Linked DNA regions of Homo sapiens: all the other regions are linked to region 1. A link is an interaction called in ENCODE POLR2A ChIA-PET data of the cell type or tissue named here. Cell type or tissue: Panc1. All regions are shown on one strand.

Evidence for each region. ChIA-PET counts read pairs that join two places held together with the same protein. Peaks named below come from ENCODE experiments on the same cell type or tissue, not always from the same donor. Only the 100,000 strongest peaks of a DNase experiment are listed, where the experiment ranks them.
Region 2: POLR2A ChIA-PET joins it to region 1 with 5 read pairs; 12 of 35 experiments call an interaction of 5 or more read pairs at or near these places.
Region 3: POLR2A ChIA-PET joins it to region 1 with 5 read pairs; 2 of 35 experiments call an interaction of 5 or more read pairs at or near these places.

The regions. Positions count from the first base shown.
Region 1 is chr1:204,169,423-204,173,422 of GRCh38, reverse strand. No RefSeq gene overlaps it. Among named protein-coding and RNA genes, the nearest start is that of REN, 5.1 kb to the right of the region's middle. RefSeq lists cis regulatory regions at 1,423-1,461, 3,168-4,000, enhancers at 1,302-1,527, 1,209-1,800 and a promoter at 1-4,000. In Panc1, no CTCF peak of the experiment used is centred here; a DNase peak (open chromatin) is centred at 1,592.
Region 2 is chr1:204,371,145-204,375,144 of GRCh38, reverse strand. It overlaps a transcript of PLEKHA6 not described here. Among named protein-coding and RNA genes, the nearest start is that of LINC00628, 3.4 kb to the right of the region's middle. In Panc1, no CTCF peak of the experiment used is centred here; no DNase peak of the experiment used is centred here.
Region 3 is chr1:204,229,314-204,233,313 of GRCh38, reverse strand. It overlaps PLEKHA6 (pleckstrin homology domain containing A6), which reads left to right. Exons shown (of 23, transcript NM_014935.5): 18 at 2,728-2,901. Among named protein-coding and RNA genes, the nearest start is that of GOLT1A, 17 kb to the right of the region's middle. In Panc1, no CTCF peak of the experiment used is centred here; no DNase peak of the experiment used is centred here.

The sequences.
Region 1 (4,000 bases):
AGGTCAAAACACATTAATTAGCCAAAACATTAGCCACAGAGATGAGCTCCTCTCATTGTCTGTACTGCCCACAGCTGGTGTGGAGCTGGTGTAGAGGGCAGTACCCTGGAGGCACAGAATATTAGAATATTAGGGTATCAGAGCATGAAGACACCCTTGGTGCCATCCAGCCATCTGCTTCACTGTACAGATTTGGAAACTGAGGTCCAAAGAGGAGAAAGGAGGGATCCAACATCACATAGCAAATTTATGGTAGAATGAAGACTAGGATCCAAGTCCCTGACCACCAACCCAGGGCTCTTTGCACTGCCCATTGCAGTTCACTAGTTCATCCACTTAATAAATATTAAGCACCACTGTGGGCAAAAATCATATTCATACATACATAAAGAACTCTGCTGCAAAAGCAGCTAAGTTGGTGCTGTCATAGAAGGGCTTGTAGCCATGCTGTGGAAGCCTACAGCAGAAAGCAGTCAATTCCAGGCTGAGTCAGGGCCTGCTTCATGGAGGAGGGGGTAATATTTGAAGTGGGCCCTAAAAAATAATCAGGGAAAAGCCAAGATAGGCATCTTAGCCTGAATAAATAGCACTCATCCTGGGATTTAGGGACCAGATGTCTGTCTGGGGAGCTGTACTTGACTGCTTGTAAAGCTACAGGGAAAAGGAAATGAGGCAGAGAACCAGGGCCTAAAAGGGAGTTAGAGCCAAGCAGAAAGAGGAGAATAAGTTGGAAGATCAGCTGCCCTACCTCTATTTAGCAGAAGCCAAAACCCTGAAGACTGCCCTTCTCTCCCACCCTTACTAGGTCAACAGAGGATAGACAACCCCCTCCTCCCCCAGCTCCCTGCTTCCAGAGGATTATGTAACCAAATCCAAGCACACACCACTCACCACACAACAGCAAGTAAGCTGAGAGGTAAGGTGTTGGGGCAAAGAAAGCGACCCTATTCAGAAAACCAAGAAGATGGTGGACTAGCGTCATAAAGAACCATCTGAAGTCAGCATGACTTTTAGGTTACTTTTTACATTTAGGGGAGGGGGAAGAGGAAGAGGTTGGGATCAAGAGGTGACTGATGACCGCAGACACCTGGGTGCCAGCAAGGGTCTGAGGAGTATGTAAAAGTTCTTTTTTCTAGGTCAGGTCACAATGTTCCTATAAATCTTTAACATAACATTGTTATTTCTCTGTATTCTTCCTTATCTCCTTGGGGCTTAGTTTGGGGGAAAGAGCTGTTATCATTTTTTTAAGTTGAACTGCAAGCTAATCTATAATTAGCTGGTCTGTGTACAGAGCTAAGCAGAAGCTTTTAACCTAAAAGATATTACCCCTGGGGGTCAGAGGCAAAATGGAGTCAGTCATGCTAAGCCTCCCTCCACTATTTCAATTTCCCCATTGTCAAAGGTTCATCCCACAGTCTTGTGGGATTGGGGAAAATGAGACATCATTACTCACCTGGCTACTTCCTGCCAAACAGGGTTGACAAGGGGTGACTATGGAATGAAACCATTTGACCTGGCTAAGGAAATATTTCGTAGTGCCATTTTTAGGAACAATGATCATCGGCATTTCCCTTTTTGCTTTGATAGTTTTAGCGAGACTTGCACAACCTTTGTTTACACAGTACATAATAAGTTTTACTAGAACGTAGGCCACCATGACTAAAAGAAGAACATCAAGGCTGAATTTAAGAATGCCTCCCAAGATTGATGGAATTACACTAGGAATCCAGGAGAATAGGTCTTTAAAGCAGTCTCTGTAAGTGCCCCCAGATTAAGCCTGCTTTGGTGTTCTAAGGTTTGTTAAAGCCAGGTAGCCTGTTGTCTAATTGTATCAATATGGGTCTGTAGAGGAGGAATTAAGCTAGCAACAGGTGGCTAGCTTAGGGACGCCATTTGGTAAGTAGAAAGTAGGCTTGCGGCTGGGCGCGGTGGCTCACGCCTGTAATCCCAGCACTTTGGGAGGCCGAGGCGGGTGGATCATGAGGTCAGGAGATCGAGACCATCCTGGCTAACAAGGTGAAACCCCGTCTCTACTAAAAATACAAAAAATTAGCCAGGCGCGGTGGCGGGCACCTGTAGTCCCAGCTACTCGGGAGGCTGAGGCAGGAGAATGGCGTGAACCCGGGAAGCGGAGCTTGCAGTGAGCCGAGATTGCGCCACTGCAGTCCGCAGTCCTGCCTGGGCGACAGAGCGAGACTCCGTCTCAAAAAAAAAAAAAAAGAAAGTAGGCTTGCAGGCTTGTGGGTCCTTATTATTGCTTTGCATGTAGTGTCTAATGAGGTGCTGCATAAGAAAGAAACATGGGGCCTCTGGGTATGGAGTTATCAATTGGATCCTATGTATGATTTGAGAAACCAGCTTCTATAGATCTAATGCCCAAGAGGCTACATGACTAAAATTATGTGTACAGGAACAACTAGAGGATCAGAGTGGTCATGTACTGAACAAGGTTTAAGATGACAAATCTGGCAGTGTGATATGCTAGTGAAAGAGGCAATAGATTGAGAAATCCTAACTCAAGAGTTGTCTTGCCAAGGAAACAAAAATCTCTAAAGGACATGCAAGACACATAGGGGATACATTTTCATTGTACTTATCTTTTTGTGAAACAGTAGCTTTCGGTCTTTCAAGTGCTCACAAGCCCACTGTTTTCCTGGTTTCCGGATTAGTGGGCTGTCTTCTGGTGGTACTGCCTTGACCTGAGTATAATGTGCACATGGCTTTACTCCAGCAAGTTTAACTGATAAGCGTGTGTTCACCAGCAGCTCAAATGGCCTTGTCCACTTGGCAGCAAATTGGTGTTCAGGTCCTTGTTCTTTCCAGGTATTTAGGAGGATCTAATTTCCCAGTTGAAAAGGATGTAGGACCACATCTGCTGGATGAGTGGTCCTGCTAGAAGCAAACTCATGAACAGAAGTTAGTATAGTGCCTAGAGTCTTAATATTTGGTAATTGCCAAATCTCTTAAAACATCAGTTGGTTCTCCCACCAGGACAAAAACCTAGAATGGGCTACCAGATAATACTTCAAAGGGGCTCAATTTGAACCTACTTGAGGGAGCCACTCGAATCCACAACAGCAATCAGCAACATCTTATCCCAAGTCAAATTAGTTTCTTGATATATTTTGGCAATGCTTCTTTTTAGAGTATGGTTCATCTTTTCAGTTTTTCCCATGGATTGTGGTCTCTAAGATGATAATCTAAAGGTTTCAGGAAGAGACAAGTCACAGCTCCCCTGACACTCCTGTCACCATCATAGATAGTCTTTGAATTAAGGTAGGTGGGTATTAACTACAGAATACGTTGCCCCTGTATCAATAAGAAAGTCAATAAGTTTGTTCCCCACTGTCAATTTTACCCAGGGCTCCTGTGGGACTATGACAGCAGTTGGCTAAGCATACATATTCAATGTATGTATGTTACAGAAGAAGCTACGAATATTTATGAAGGTGATCCTGACACATGCGTATTGTACAAACATGCATGTTACATATGACCCATGTTTACCTTGAGGTGAAAGCGTAACATTTAAATGTACTACAATTAGGCCCTGTACATCAAAAGGTCTTTTCAGAACACAAAGGCATGCAAATGCACAATCTCTATAACTAGCTAGAACCAGTTCATGGCCAGCAGTCTTATTATCAGGAGAAAATTAGTGAAATCAGTCTTTTGTTCAATCAAAGCTATAGTTATGGCTGGTGGAACTGGGGTTCAGTTAGTCAGCATCTATGAACTGGATGAGTTGAAATTGTTTTAATATTGCTTGTCTTAAGGCCAGTGCTTGCTTAGCTGCTAGAGAAAAAGAGAAACCTTGTGTCATTGAGAATATAGCTTATTCTTTAAGTGTAAGGATGCATGACTTAACTCTTGCCTGGCATGGCCTTAGGTCCTGTTTATAATATGGTATTTTATTGCCACAAAATTTCAGTTATGTCAGTCTTATGACCTCTATTTTAACATTAGTGTTGATTAGTTATTGTATCTAAACCACAAAAGG
Region 2 (4,000 bases), 200 kb before region 1:
CACCAGTGTCAAGGAAGGGACAGAGGAACAGAGGCCAGGCTGGAGAGTAAGACCGAGAGGTTGCAGAGGTGGGCAGCACCAGGACCAGGGTAGAATGCCACCCCAGAAGGCAAGGAAGAGGGATGTTAAGAAGAAAAAAGGAAGGAATTCAACAGTATTGGATGCAGCAGAAAAGCCAAACGGGCCAAAGGCTAAAAAATGCCTAGTGGATTTAGGAGAGGGGGAGGCCTCTAATGACGTCTAGGAAAGTGGTTTCAGGAGAGAGCTGGGAACAGAAACCAGGTTGCAGTGGATTGGTGAATGAAAGGCCAGAAAGTGGGGAAAGCTAGGAGTGACTACTGTTGAATGTTTGGTCAGGAATGAGGAGTGCGAGACATGAAGCTGCCAGGGGACATGGCATTGAGTGGGAGGCAGCGTGTTTAGACTATAGAAGACACAGACAGAGGAGGAGGATAAAGGGATGGACCCTATAAAGAGAGAGGAGGTGAAGATGCAAGGCTGGGATGCTCAACAGAAGGAGGTTCTATAAAAGATGGAAGAGGAGGGGGACGATAACCCAGGCAGAGAGATTAGCCTTAAAGGGGAGAGAGGGCTACCTCTTCTCCAGAGGAAGACAAGTATTAAAGGATGGGTGAGAATCTGGGTAAGTTTTGGTGGTGAGGTGATTGGGCATACTGGGAAAGCTCCCACCTAATCTTTTCTATTTTTTCTTCATTAAGACATAAGATCCTCTGTGCCGGAGAGGGGCTAGGTAGCAGAGGCAGCCCTGGGACCTGAGGTTAGCCGGAAAGGCTTGGAGCACTCTGCAGATGGCAACTGACTGGGGACCTTGAAGAAGATTCTAGGTGGCACTCAGGGCTCAGCTAAGCTGGGAGACTGGATTTGCAGTGACCCCAGTTCTTCGAGGCCCAGTTCCCCCATCAGCCCGGTGCTGGAGTGGAGACAGCCTGTGACTGCGTTGTCCCAGACAGTGGTGCTGACAAGGGTGCAAGATGGTGCCAAGCCAAGGGGAAGAGGAAGTTGAGGGCTGTGGTGGAATGTCAAGGGTGTGATAGGGTTGTCTGTGATATCCAGTGGGGTAGAGATAGATGGGAATCTGAGGGGGCGGACAGTGTGCAAGGAGGGGAGAGTCAGGGGCTGAAAAATCTCAGGACAGATGTAATGGAGGTGAGGGCACTGGCTGACTTTCTCTCCAAACCCTTCCTTTTTATTGGCTTCCTCTTCCACTGCCTCCCAGGACCAAAGCCAAGACCAGAGACCCAGTATGTTAGAGTCTTCTTCAATGGTGCCTGAGCTCAGAAGTCACTAGAACAGTGACTTTGTTTTTTCTCTGCTTATCAGAGGGGTAGGTTAGCTGGGAGATCTCTTCCTGTAGCAGGTGTCCAACCTTAGAGAAAATGAGTGGAGTCAATAGAAAAAAAAGCATATTTTCACACCAACACTAGTACACAAATGTTCATAGTAGCTTTCTTTGTAATGGCCCAGAACTGAAAACAACCCGTAAGTTCAGCAACAGGTGAATGAATGAACACACTGTGGTGTTTCCTACAATGGAATACTATTCAGCAATTAAATGGAATCAAACGACCACACACCACAATATGGAAAAAAGCACGAAAGTCAGACAGCTGGGTGCTGTGGTTCACACTGTAATCCCAGTGCTTTGGGAGGCCAAGGCAGGAGGATCACTTGAGGTCAGGAGTTTGTAACCAACCTGGGCAACATAGTAAGACCTTGTCTCTGCAAAAAAAAAATAGCCAGAGACCAGGTGCAGTGGCTCACGCCTGTAATCCCAGCACTTTGGGAGGCTGAGGCACTTGAGGTCAGGAGTTTGAGATCAGCCTGGCCAACATGGTGAAACTCCGTCTCTACTGAAAATACACGAAAAATTAGCCAGGCGTGGTGTTGCATGCCTGTAACTCTAGCTACTTGGGTGGCTGAGGTGGGAGGATTGCTTGAACCCAGGCAGAGATTTCAGTGAGGCAAGATCGTGCCACTGCACACTCCAGCCTGGGTGACGGAGTGATACTCTATCTCAAAAAAAAAAAAAAAAAAAAAGAAAGAAAAAATATAGCCAGACATGGTGGTACATGCCTGTAGTCCTAGCACTCAGGGGGCTGAGGTGGGAGGATTGCTTGAGCCCAGAAGTTTGAGGCTACAAATGAGCTATGATTGTGCCACTGCACTCCAGTCTGGATGGCAGAGTGAGACCGTCAAAAAAAAAAAAAAAAGTTTTTCAGGGAAAGATGTATGATTGTATGATTGCATGACTGTATTGTATGATTGTATGATTCCTTTTATATAAAACTCTGGAAAATGCAACTAATCTATGGTAACAGAAAACAAATCAGTTGCTGGGGAGAGGGGTGAGGATAGAAAGAGCTTGGGGTTGGGGGTGGGAAGGAGGAATTACAAAGGGTCACACAGAAAGTTTGGGAATTCATTATCTTGATTTCGGTGGCAGTTTCACAGGTGTATAGATAAGTCAAAACTATTAAATTGTAAATTTTTTAGGGCGTTTATTCGATATCTCATTTTAATAAAAGTTTAATGGAGTCTTTCTTAGTGGAGTTTATTCTACATCCATTATACCTTAAAGACATTGAGTAGAGTCTTGTCCTGGGCTCCAAGATGCCATCCTAAAGCCTGGGTGATCCACGTGACCTGAGAGTCCCTTCCTCCACATACCTGAAGTAGCCAAGACAGTCAGATGCTTCTTGCTGGATCACATCTGGCTCTGGAAGTCTGTGTCACTTGGTCGGTGGGGATTGAGAAATGATGATGGCTTCATCTGCCATCCAATCTAGAGCCCAGAGGGTCTGTGTTGCTGGGGAGCCTGCCTTGCTGGGTGTGAGGTATCAGAAAGAGTTTTGTCGGGGACAGATCTAGGTCTGAATCTAGGTCTGAATCTAGGGACAGATCTAGGTTGTGACTTTGGCCAAATTTCTTAACTTCTCTGAACCTCGATTCATAATCTGTAAAATTTCCAGTGTGAGGGAATGTCGTGAATGAAAAATATGTAGCATTGTTGACACATAAGGACTATGGGTTCATGCAGTCTCCTCCTTTTCTTATCCATTCGAGAAGCTGCCAGTTAAGGACCTTCCTTGTTTTTCCCACCTGACTTTAGCAATCATCTCTAACATTGCCTCTGCCGTGAAGCCTTCATGCTTCCCCTTCCTTAACCTCATGCCAGGTAGCCCTTGTTTCTTTGCGATGGTATCACACTTTCTACACATAGTTACAATAGGGATTACAGTGCCTATCATATTGTATTGCAGCTATCTTTTTATGCATTTGTTTCCCAGTGGGATGTAGATTCTTTGAGGTTAGGGATTCGATATTATTCATCCTGAAATCCTCAGAGTGTGCTTAGTAAATAATTCTCTGTGAATGTGAATGAATGAACAGCCTTGTGGATGCTCTCATCTCATGTGTCTGGGATTGAATAGTCGGTGTTAATGTGAATCTGGAGATGAGTGTCCTGCTCAGAAAAGCCTCTCTTGTAGCTGACACTTTCTTATTGATCTTTCTGCAGTGATGAGGAAAAGTCAACCAGCTGGGTGCACCCTGGAACAAAGTCACCCATCCAGAGTGGACACACCTCCTGCCCAGGTAAGGAACCTGTCTGTCCCTGCCTTTGCAATTGAGGAGGATGTAATAGCTTGAGGTGGCAGCAGGAATCCTGTGCCCCAACTTTGCTTCTGACTTTTTCCTTTCTCCATGGATGGACTCAGCTTAGCATTTGGACTGCCTGCCATCTGGGGGAGATTGCAGGCTTGTTGGAGCTCACCTCAGTGTCTCTCTAAGCTTCCACCTCCAAAATTAGTATCTGAGATGGGCCTTTGAGGACAAAGATTTTTACTCATCTTTCATCCCTCTGCCCAGTCAGAAAATCCCCTGTCTCAAGGGCTCTTGAACTGGCAGAAGCCAGCCCCCAGTGCTGCGCTCTAGAACTTTTATGTCGTGATGGAAGGGTTCTCTATCTGCTCTGCCCAAT
Region 3 (4,000 bases), 60 kb before region 1:
TCCTAGCCTCCTCCAGGAGGCTTAGGCTGGAAGATTGTCTGAGCCCTGGAGGTGGAGGCTGCAGTGAACTGTGGTCATGCCACTGCACTTTAGCCTGGACAACAGAGCTAGACAAAAAAAAAAAAAGAAAAAGAAAAAAAAAGAAAGAAAGAATAAATTAATCTGCTTTCAAAATACAATGGTGGAGGACAAGCATAAGTAAGTCATTCCTGGCCAGGGGTGGTGGCTTACACCTATAATCCCAGCACTTTGGGAGGCTGAGGCAGGAGGACCATTTGAGCCCAGAAGTTTGAGACCAGTGTGGGCAACATAGTGAGACCCTATCTCTATTTAAAAAATAAATTTTAAAAAATAAAAATTTTAAAAAGTAAGTCATTCCTGTCCCAACAAGGAGAAATTGGAAGGAACAAAGGGGTCACCATTCCAAGCAAGCTTGAAATCCAGCAGGGGAAATTCCATTAGGTTTCAAGGCCTGAGAATAATCCTCTGTGGCTCACTCCCCTGCCCTCTGGGACCACAGAGACTCCATCAGCCCCTGCCTCTAGGCCTGCCTCTTTGGACCCTGCCTCTGCATCCACAGCTTTGCTCTGAGTCATTCTTGCTTTTCCTTGAAGGTTAGCATGTGTTTGTAGTTAAGTAGCTCTATTAGCCTATTTCCTGCCTGTAGAATCCCAGAGGTCCCATAGTTATTTTCATTTTCCATTTCATCTTATCTCTGTCCTTTCTGTACAAGCTAGCAGTGTTTCTGTATGTATAACAGTCTCAAAAACTTTGTAGACCCCCTTTGTATTTCAAGGGTATCCATTCTAGATAACTCTATCTCTATTTCTGGCTTCTTCTGGGATGGTCGATTGGGTTCATGAGACATACCTAATCTCTTTAGCAAAATGTTGTCCAGCTACATCCTTGACCCTCTCTCTAGGGCACACTTTTCCTACAATGAGTTTCTTAACTTAAGCATCCTTTGTGAACTAGGTAGGCTGAGAACCTCCCAAATAAAAAAGCCCTGGTTTCTCTTGGCTTAACGGTTCTTTTCTCAATTTATCTTCTGTATCATTTTCCTGTAAGTACAAAGAGAAACCAGGCCACACCTTCAACACTTTGCTTGGAAATCTCCTCAGCTAAATATCTAAGTTCATCACAGCCTTCAAGTTCTGTTTCCACTCGACAGTAGAAAACAATATATCCACACTTCTGCCACTTTATAATAAAGATGGCCTTTCTTCCCTTTCTAATAACACGTTTCTCATTTCCTTCTGAGACCTTACCAGAAGCATCTTTAACATTCATATTTCTACCAGCATTCCATTCATGATATATATACAATGGGCCCTCCATATCTCCGGGTTCCGCATCCATGGATTCAGCCACCACAGATCACAAATATTCAGGGGAAAAATACTAAAAAACAAAACAACAGTAAAAATAAAATAATAACAAGCAATACAGACCAGGCATGGTGGCTCACACCTATAATCCCAGCACTTTGGGACAAGAGGATTACTGGAAGCTAAGGGTTCAAAAACAGCTTGAGCAAGAAAGCAAGACCTCATCTCTACAAATAATAATAATTAAAAAATTTGCCAGGTGCAGTGGCATGTGTCTGTAGTCCCAGCTACTTGGAAGGCTGATGCAGGAAGATTGCTTGAACCTAGGAGTTCAAGGCTGTGGTGAGCTATGATTGCACCACTGCACTCCAGCTGGAGTGACAGAGCAAGACCCCATCTCAGAAAAAAAAAAAAAAGAAAGAAAAAAAACCCAACAATACAGGATAACAACTGTGTTTACATAGCATTTACATTGTATTAGGTATTATAAGTAATCTAAAGGTGATTTAAAGTATACTGGAGGATATGTGTAGGTAATATGCACATCTTTGCCATTTTATAGCAGGGATTTGAGCATTCATGAATTTTGGTATCCATCAGGATCCTAGCACCAGTCCCCTGGGATACTGAGGCATAACTCTATTCTCTAGGGCAATAGAAGCTTTCTTTTCTATGCTGTTCACTTCCTCTGAGCCCTCATCAGATCATCTTTAAAGCTCATATTTCTGCCAGTCATCTCTTCAAGGAAATCTACTAGGCTTTCTTTATTATACACCTTGAAATTTTCCCAACCTCTACCCGTTAGCCAATTACAAAGTCTCTACCACATTTTTAGGTATGTGTTATAGCAGCAACCCCTTCCCAGTATCAAAATCTGTGTTAGTTTCCTAGGACTGCTGTGACAAATCACCACACACAGGGTGGCTTAAAACAGTAGAAGTGTATGCTCTTATGGATGTGGAGGCCACAAGTCTAAAATCCAGGTGGTGGCAGGGTTGGCTCCTTCTGGAAGCCCTGAGGGAGAATCTCTTGTAGGTTTCTCTCCAAACTTCTGGTTATTGCTGGCAATCCTTGGCATTCCTTTCTGAGTAAATGAACCACTCCGATCTCTGCCTCCCTCTTCATGTCACCTCTACTCTGTATGTCATCTTCTTTTCTGTCTCTTATGAGGACACACCATTGGATTTAGGGCCCACTCTAATTCAGGGTGATCTCATATTTCTAAATAAGGTTACACTCTCAGATACCTGGGGTTGGGACTTGGACATATCTTTTGGGGACCACTCTTCAGTCCACTACAGGCAGACTTCCCGTAGAAGGTAAATGTTAAGGGTTCAGGATGGAAAAGCTGGGTGGGGGATAAGGCACTTGTCAGAGCCCTGTTTTCCCATGGCAGCAGGAACGCCCCAAGAGTGCTGTGTTTCCTGGCGAGGGGAAGGTCAAGATGAGCGTGGAGGAGCAGATTGACCGAATGCGGCGGCACCAGAGTGGCTCCATGAGGGAGAAGCGGAGGAGCCTGCAGCTCCCGGCCAGCCCGGCCCCCGACCCCAGTCCCCGGCCAGCCTACAAAGTGGTAATGCCTTCCCAGCTACCCACAGGCGTGAGCCTGGCATCTGCCAACACTGCCCACTCCCAGGGCATGGCCAGCTTGGGCCTGGGGGGTTTGAGAGGAAGGAGAGGGGAAAGAACCCAAGCTGGGCACCTGGGAGAGCCGGAGAGTCCTCTCCCCCATCGGCAGAAGAGTCCTTCAAGTGTTGACTTTTTCTTGTTTAAAGAAAATAACTCACAAAAAGGAATGCCTTAATTATGTTTGTTGAAATGAATTATACAAAATTCACTTAATAGAGAATAGTACAGAATTCACCACACAGAAATAGCTGTCACTTACACCCATTTCTGGAGCATCTCCTCTGTGCCTAGCACTGGGCTGGCTGCGATGAAGATAATCATAATAGCTCACCATTGCATGGCACAGTATAATCCACAAATCCCTTTCATGTTATTTCATTTAATCCTTTTAACAACATTGGGTTAGGAATTATTATCCCTATTTTGCAGATGGGGAAACAAAGTCAAGAGAAATTAAAGGATTCCTGGGCTACACAGCTATTAAGTACAGAGCTGGATGTAGCCCAAGACATCACTTAAATTTTCTTTCCATTAAATTTTAGAAATATGGAAAAATTATGACTCATAAGTCCTGTCCTCAACAGCTTACATTCTAGTTGATGGATTAGAACTTCTATAATATGAAATCACTGGAAGTTAGCCGGGTGTGGTTGGCTCCTCATGCATGTAATCCTAGCACTTTGGGAGGCCAAGGTGGGAAGATTGTTTGAGACCAGGAGTCTGAGACCAGCCTGACAACAAAGCAAGACCCTATCTCTATAAAAACATGTTTAACAAGTAGCTGGGCATGGTGGATTCACCTATAGTCCCAGCTACTTGGGAGGAGGCTGGGATGGGAGGACTCGAGGCCAGGAGTTGGAGACTGCAGTGAGCTATGATTCTGTGACTGTACTCCAGCTAGAGTGACAGCAAGACACTGTTTCTTAAAAAATAAAAAGAAGAAATCAATACAAGTCACACTAATTCAGCTGCCCAAAATATGTAGCACAGAATGAGAATACAGGGTAGAGCAGGATGGGGAACAGCAAGAACTGACAAGAGAT